Linked DNA regions of Homo sapiens: region 2 is linked to region 1. The links are chromatin contacts, found by Hi-C in ENCODE. All regions are on one chromosome and are shown on one strand. Each heading gives the region's core, a stretch centred on a gene start or an enhancer-like site at or near the end of the contact. The rest is flanking DNA. Distances are from core to core; before and after follow the strand shown. Region 1 holds the start of CYP2R1 (cytochrome P450 family 2 subfamily R member 1). Region 2 has its middle 88 kb from the start of RRAS2.

Region 1 (4,080 bases), core at 198-2,697:
GTGATCCGCCCGCCTCGGCCTCCTAAAGTGCTGGGATTATAGGCGTGAGCCACCGCGCCCGGGCACCTAGACCAATCCTTGTAAAAATTGGTTTAAGTAAGGATTTAAGGTCAAACCTGAAATACCACAGTTGCCAAACATCCCTGTACTTTTCCTTCAAAACACTGACCACAGCCTGTGGCCGATAATGAGATTAGTTTTCTCTCTCCCACTCATCTGCCAACTCCTTAAAAGGCTGTATCTGCCTTCTTCACCGCTAGCGTCAGGCCTGTAGTTGCATATAAATAAGTGTAATTCAAAACAAAACAGGTGAGCTCTGTCCCAGGACCCGTGGAAACTCCTGCCCCCTCCGGACGTCGGGACACCCACACACAAGCGGTGGTCGCCTTTTCCGCTGCCAGTCACAGGGCATTTCCGTGCTGCTTTCCCCTCCGCAGAATGAGGAGGAGCGAAGTACCGACCTCACCGGCTGGTTATGAGTTTTAAATGAGTCACCAAGTTGGCAGTGACAGTGGCACACAGAAGGCGCCTTTTAAGTATCTGCTAAGGTGCCGTTCCCAGCCAGTCAGAACGGCATTACCATCTGCGCTGTAGGACCCCCGCAGCGGATTTTAGTCATCAATTCATTCACGCGTTCACAATCGTTTCCCAGGGCCCGCTTCTCAGTCAGGGGCGTTCCCCTGCATTCTCCATTCTCACAGCAAACGCCTACACCAGTCGTTCGTCGACTGCAGACACCGAAGAACCTGCTATTAACCATCTAGAACTCAGAACGCCTTGATTTTCCGACAAGCCGCGTGCAGCTTCCACAGAGCTGCGAGGCCGACTCGCAAGACGCCCGCACCTGAGGGCATGCGTCCACCCTGGACCTGAAGTGGCGGCGCGGCTGGCGAGCCAAACGGCGCAGGCGCAGGAGCAAGAGCTCGAGCGGTAGCGGGAAAATCAGGACTGGATCGCCTCGGAGCCTCGGCCCGGAGTGGGTCACCGGCAGGGGCGGGGCTCCCCCTGCAAGGGGGCACGGCGTCGAGGACTTCTCCCTTCCAGACCCGGGAAGCGGGTGTCCCTCAAAGGGCAGCCGGCACACGGAGAGGTCCCGACTAGTCGGCCCAGGGGCGGCCATAAGTCCAACCAGGAAGGCCCTGGCCAGCCCGGGCCAGCCTGGCGGCCCTCCCTGCCCGGGGCCCGTCGGGGCTGTACCTCTCCGTACACCTGGCTCTGCTTTCTCATGTAGACATGGGGAAGCTCGGATGAGGCTGCCAGGGAATAGATGTTGCCGATAAATGGCAGCCCCGGCGGCCCCGGGGGGAAGCCCATCGGCCGCCTCTGCTTCAGCAGCTGGCGGACCCCTAGCGCGAAGAGCAGCAGGAAGAGCGCGCCGCCGAGCGCCGCCGCGCCCTCTTCAGCTCTCCAAAGCTTCCACATCGGCCCGAGCTGGAGGTGCGAACTCCACAGCAGCCCTGAGACCCAGGCACTCCCTCCAGCCCTGCCATACTCCCATTGGCAGGATACCCTCAGGTCCCGCCCTAGCTCCGTGGCCATTGGCTGACTGAGTGAGCGCTCAGGCCCCTTCGGGACAACTACCTTCTAGTTTTGCGCGGCTGAGAGTGGACTTTGCGGAGCGGGTGGCCGGTGCTACCCTTTGGAGGTGGCGCGGCTCTAGGCGGAGCAATGAGCCAGGAGTCCGTTTTCTAGAATGTTGACACAAGGGCATTGACGAGGTGTCAGGACGGCCTCACTCACTGGGCTAGGCGGATCCTGCCTCTCTGGGGCCAGACCTTTCTTAAAGTGTCTTTTTAAGTACCAGGTCTGCTTATTTCATTTCACACTAGGAAAACTGGAGAGATGATCAACACTGCAGTCTTTAGCTGAACCTGATACTTTTCAGAATTTCCAGTAGAAAATTGACCCATCAGTAGTAAAAGAAAGTAATTTTACTGTTTTGTCCTGTTTTACTATTTTTCTCCTGTTAATGTATTTTTGTGTGTGATCTTTTAATAATTGTGATGATTGAGCAGTTTATGTGATTAACTCAGTTTACCTATATTTGACCCCTCTCTGGTCTTTCCAAACTGATTACTTATTGGCAATCACGGGACTCTTGTCTGCACTTGTTCACGGAGAGTATTTACTATTCAAGATTTCTGCCTCCACTGCCTGGAATTAAGCAACTGATTTCATATTATTCTTGCTAATTGTTTTTATTCCTGTTTTCTATTGGGCAGTTCCTTGCAATACAGGACTTACTGGGTTTGGGACTCTTCTAACAGCTGCCCTCTAATTGTGATTTAGCAGTGGCATGAGTTTTATGGTCCTCATTAGCTTACGACTCATTCACACAACAAATATTTATTGAATGTCTACTATGTTCCCATGTCCTAAGCAATGGAGATACATAGGTGAATAAGAGCAACAAAGTCCTTTCTATAACTTACATTCTTATGAGAGGGAAGAGCAATGACATGGAAATACAATAATTTTCAATAATCAGAAGCAAACAAAAAGTGCGTTATAGAAAACGCCTGGTGGTTGGGGAGATACTTTAGCAGGCAAGGGCTGTCAAGGAAAGTCTTATTAGGAAGATGACATTGGAGCTGAGATCAACTGCTAAAGAAGTGTATTTGTTTCCTACTACTGTTGTAATAAATTACCACCAATCTGATGGCTTAAAACCACACAAATTTATTTTCTTACAATTCTTGAGGTGAGAAGTCCAAAATGAGTCTTCCAGGGCTGACAGAGAGGTGTTAGTGGGGCTTCATTCTTTCTAGAGACTGTAGGAGAGATTCTATTTCCTTGTCTTTTTCAGCTTCTAGAGGCTGCCCACATTCCTTGGCTTTCGTCCCCATTCCTTCCTCTTCAAGGCCATTAATGTCAGTTTGAATCCTTCCAACATCGCTGTCTCTCTGATTATCTCTCTTCTACTTCCTTCTTCCACTTATAAGGATCGTTGTGATTATATTGGGCCCACCTGGATAATCCCAACTCAAAGATCAGCTGATTAGCCCTTTAATTCCATCTGCAACCTTAATTCTTCTTGCCATGAAACCTAACATATTCACAGTTCTAGGGATTAGTATGTGGACCTATTGGGGGAGGGGAGCATTATTCTGCCTACTATAGAAGAGAAATTTGAGGCAGATATGGGGGAAAATATTCCAAACAGAGGAAATATCAAGGGCAAAGGCTTCATATACTAAGCAAACCTTGTCCTCTGAGAGTGTTTCCAATTTCTCTCCATCTCCCACGCAAGGACACTGCGGAAGTCAGCAAGTTAGTCAGGTCTTTGAGTTTTTCTGTTTAACTGGCTTGTGACTATCCCCAGGGGCTGAAGTTACCCCCACAGGTATGTGTCACAGTATCTGCAGCCACAGAATATCTACCTACTGCCTATTACAAATGCCTATTAAGAGATACCTTAAAATTCTTATTAATCAATAATCTAATAAAATGAAAAAATAATTGTGAGAGATCATTACTAAATTTGGTCTCTAGTTTCTTACCAAAGGCCAGTGGAGATGACACAGGATGGATATTGGGACTGTGGGTGGGAGGCAATGCTGCTGAGGCACCAGGAGCTGAGGAATATCACCTATGGGATGCCTGAGATCAACCCTGCCTTTGCAACACCAGGAGGCTTACAGTTTTTGGTCTGGCCACAGCTGTTATACAGTACAGGTACTTGGTTCAGGAGTGGGCCCCCTGCCATCATTTATTTTCAGAAAGGATTAATTTTCATTACAAAAATATCCTCCAATTCACTTAAATTAAGGAGCATTCCTTCTTTGGCATTCTTTCCCTGGCTACATAGCAGAGGAGAGCTGAGTTACCCCGAGGCAGCCATTTCTGACTGACAGCACTGATGAAATGTTCCCCACCCCACCCCACCACAGCTCCCCTTGAGAGATAATAGGTGGGGTATTCTCAGGAATAACTATAAGTCTTTCAGGACATAGAGCCTTCCCTGTAACAGTTTATCATGTTCCCTCAGCTCAATAAGGAGAAATCCCTCCCTTATTCCCCCTTCTTGCATTTGCTCTTTGAGTGATAGAAAACAATCAATAATGTTTGTCTATGGCTTTT
Region 2 (3,737 bases), core at 883-3,382, 620 kb before region 1:
TACTAAAAATACAAAAATTAGCTGAGCATGGTGGTGTGCGACTGTAGTCCCAGCTACTCAGGAGGCTGAGGCAGGAGAATCACTTGAACCAGGGAGGCAGAAGTTGCAGTGAGCCGAGGTCGCACCACCGCACTCAAGCCTGGGCAACAGAGAGACTGTCTCCAAAAAAAAAAAAAAAAGCCAGCATGGTGGTGCGTGCCTATAGTCCCAACTACACTGAAAGCTGAGATGAGAGAATCACCTGAACCCAGGAGGTAGTCTGCTGTGGGCCATGTTCATACCACTGCACTCCAGCCTGAATGACATAGTAAGACTCTGTCTCAAAAAAAATCAGAAAGCTCAAGACCTGTAGAAAGGCCTCTCCTCAGCTTATAATGGAATCTGACCATTAAAAGAGCTCAGCTTTGGAAGTTCAGCTACAAAGGAGCTAAATATTTATTCCCTAACGATAGACTCTGTTGTTCAAACAAACAAACAAAAAAAACTAAACATTAATGTTTAATCCTTAATTATAACATAGACTCAAGGAAGACACAGTCATTTCCTCTATTTTGTTATGTGATGCTATCAATTTTAATAAGAGAATGATTCATGTTGTTCTTCATATTGCCCAATGTAGGGAGAATGAATAAAAATAAATCCCTTTTGAAAATGAGATGCAGTAACAAATTATAAATAGCAGCCGAATGCTAATTAGCATGAAGCTAATTCTTCAATTTACATCCTTTGAAATCTGAAAGCAAAAGATCTACACTAAAATGTCAAATTTAAATAATGACATCCTGCTTTAGAAACCCTGTTGGTTCAGAAGGCTTCACATGCTCTGTAGGGTGGAGAGCAGAGGCTGTGTCATGGTTCAGTACCACGGACCTAGGTTCAAACCACTGCTGCACCTGAGTACCCATGAGGGTTGGGGCCAGTTATTTTACCTTTTCTGGCCTTAGGCTTCGACACAAACTCTCTCCTACTAGCAGACACCTCTACTCCACCTCCACAATTTAGACAATTCTTACACGTGGGTCTTGATGGTATCCTGTTGTAGGACTCATTGAAAGCCAACTGCACTCCACCCAACCCTCACTTCATAAATAAGTAAATGCATGCACTGTGTGAAGCTGGTTTGGGTTGCATTTCTGTCACTTATAACTGAAAATGTCATGACAAATAAAATATGCATGCATAATTTTACAGTTATCAGAGCAAAATGAAATTTGTCTTCACTTAACATTCATAATATTCATAATGTCTTAACATAAGATAGCACTCATTAACATTTTCTCATACTGTTCTAAATACTCCTAGTCTTTATAACTGATTGGTAATAGTTCTCATATTTTAAGCAGTTGCATGTTTAAGCAATTTTTCTTTACCTCAAATAATCTGTAAGTATTCACAGAAGGGAAAAGGGTGAAAACATCTTATTCAAGTCTACTGACTCCAACACCTGGAGTTGGTATAAACATAGTCCCTCTTTTTCTAGTGTTGGAATGTAACTGTTACTCAGTGGTTCTAACCTGGAATCACTAGCCTACAGAGGAAGTCAAAAGCGCCACCTGTGAAAAACACTCGACTCTCCTGCTCCCTTCCCCACTACACTAGTGCTGCCCAAATCAAGACCTGCAGCCTGATAAGATCCACAAATGAGATAAAGAAACTGAAAGCAAGTGTTTAGAAACTCTTAATTTGACACTGCCATGATATACAGGAGAATGATTATTTTCCAAATAATTCATTTTTTATAACATTTAGAAAAGTATCAGTCCACAACACTGGAGACTAACAATCTTTTAACCTGGCCCTCCAATGCAGATAAGTCTTGAGAAGCTGCACTGTGCCACTCTCCCCCATCAGAGAGGCATGTGCTAGAGTCTGCGAACTAGGTTTCTAAATTTCTCAAACGCTGAAGGATCCAGGTGTGAATACATAGTTCCAGATCTGCATACCTCCCTATCTGTGATTAAGTAACTTGCAGTGGCTTATTCTTATTCCTCTAACCTCCTACCCTGTAAAACAAGATAACTTCCCCATCTTGCCCTGCTTTTGCCACAGAATTTCTCAAAATAGCCCACACTTACTTCCTCCACATCCTTAGCCTCCAATCACACCTCAACTCACTATCATCTGGTTTCCACAACCAGAAGACTGAAATAAATCTAAGGAAGTCATCAGCAACCGCACAAGACCAGTGCAGCCTCTCACTCCCCCATCCTCTGCACAGCACTCAATGCTTTCCACCACCTCCGTGGCTTCCTTCACAAAACAGCCTCGTGGTTCTCTCCAGTTTCTGGCTACTTCTCTTGGCTTTTTGCTGCCTCTTCATCTTCTACCTCCCATGTTTGTTTTCCCCAAAGTTTTACCCTTGGACCCTCTCCTCAAACACTCTCTTCCTGGAGGATATTACCCATTCTTATCTCCTCAATCACTAAGCTCAAAAGAGACAAATTTCAAATCTGCATTCCTAGTCCGAGCAGCCTCTTTTGACCTCCAATTCCCATTCCCCATTCCCAAATGCCTCCTGGACTAACCCTGTATGGGATTGTCACATAAATTTCTATCACTAGAGAGTTGCCTATACTCCTTATTTTAATTAATAGCACCACCACCTTCCTGGTCATCCAGACAGTATTTTGGAGACTCAAACATCACTTGGATATCCCTCCAGTGTTCAGTCTCCTTCTCCCCATGTCACTGCAGTTCAGGTCTTCATTGTCTCTCTTTCTGAAATCATCCATTCATCAAATGGCTTTTCAGCACATGCCAGGCAATATAAACACAACAGACGTGATTCTGCCCTCACTGAGTTTATAATACTAAGAGAACAGATTCCATGATTCCAACAACCTCTATCTGACCACCAAATTTGCACTTCTCTGCCATTATGCTACCACTAGATTAGATCCAGGCACCTCCTGTTCAGAATCCTTGGCAGTTTCCCATTATACACAGAAGGGCCATCCTATTTAAAGCCCTCCACAACCTGATCCCAGTCTATTTTATCATATTTTTTTCCCATTGCATGTAGAATCTTTTTAGGCCAAGGTTCCAGTCCAGAATACACCCTGCATTCTGCCAACTCTGGGCCTTTCTCATCTTTCCACCCTCACTCTTCTCTCCTCTCCATCTCAAATCCTACCAATCCATCGAGCTCCAGCTTAAACACCAATTCTAATTAAGAAGTTCCCTCAGATTTTCCAGGAGAAATATATGCTACAATCCCTTCTGCTGGACAACACTTTTTGAATGCTTTTCCTACTCTGCCTTGAAAGTGGGTCCCAGCATTTGTTTTTATCACTCTAAAACTTCCTGCACTAGACTCTGAGTAATTTGAAAAAAAAGGAAAATCTCCACATTTATCCATTTCCCCAGAATGCCTATTACTGCCATGCACAAAAAAAAAAAAAAAAAAAAAACATGCTCAGTCAAGTATTTTTAATTAAAATACCTTTTGCTAAAAATTACTTTGAAATTTTAGAAGCAATCACTGGTTAAATACCCTTAAGTGATTAAGTGATGTGTTTGAAAAAGACCATTTGATTATCATCTCCTTCTATTTACCTGCCAGTTATCTGGAGGTTGTTTGCTTTTTTAGACAGTTTCGCTCTGTCACCAGGCTGGAGTGCAGTGGCACAATCTTGGCTCACTGCAACCTCCACCTCCGGGGTTCAAGCGATCCTCCTGCCTCAGCCTCCCAAGTAGATGGGACTACAGGTGTGCACCACCACACCCAGCTAATTTTT

The links. Hi-C counts contacts between places; a loop is a spot of excess contacts on that map. Pooled maps may share reads with other maps.
Region 2: a loop to region 1 is called in a map of chondrocyte, with 3 times the contacts of the local background. The contact joins the enhancer-like site here to the promoter of CYP2R1 in region 1. A Hi-C loop is called at or near these places in 1 of 168 maps with a recorded cell type or tissue (chondrocyte), 12 of 37 single-sample maps with no recorded cell type and 7 of 50 pooled maps.

The regions. Positions count from the first base shown.
Region 1 is chr11:14,890,784-14,894,863 of GRCh38, forward strand. It overlaps CYP2R1 (cytochrome P450 family 2 subfamily R member 1), which reads right to left and starts at 1,448. Exons shown (of 5, transcript NM_024514.5): 1 at 1,198-1,448. The coding sequence starts at 1,422. It also overlaps a transcript of PDE3B not described here. RefSeq lists a silencer at 956-1,195.
Region 2 is chr11:14,269,284-14,273,020 of GRCh38, forward strand. No RefSeq gene overlaps it. Among named protein-coding and RNA genes, the nearest start is that of RRAS2, 88 kb to the right of the region's middle. Within about 2 kb of position 2,133, at least 5 of the 41 ENCODE cell types and tissues checked have a DNase peak (open chromatin) inside an H3K27ac peak, as active enhancers do.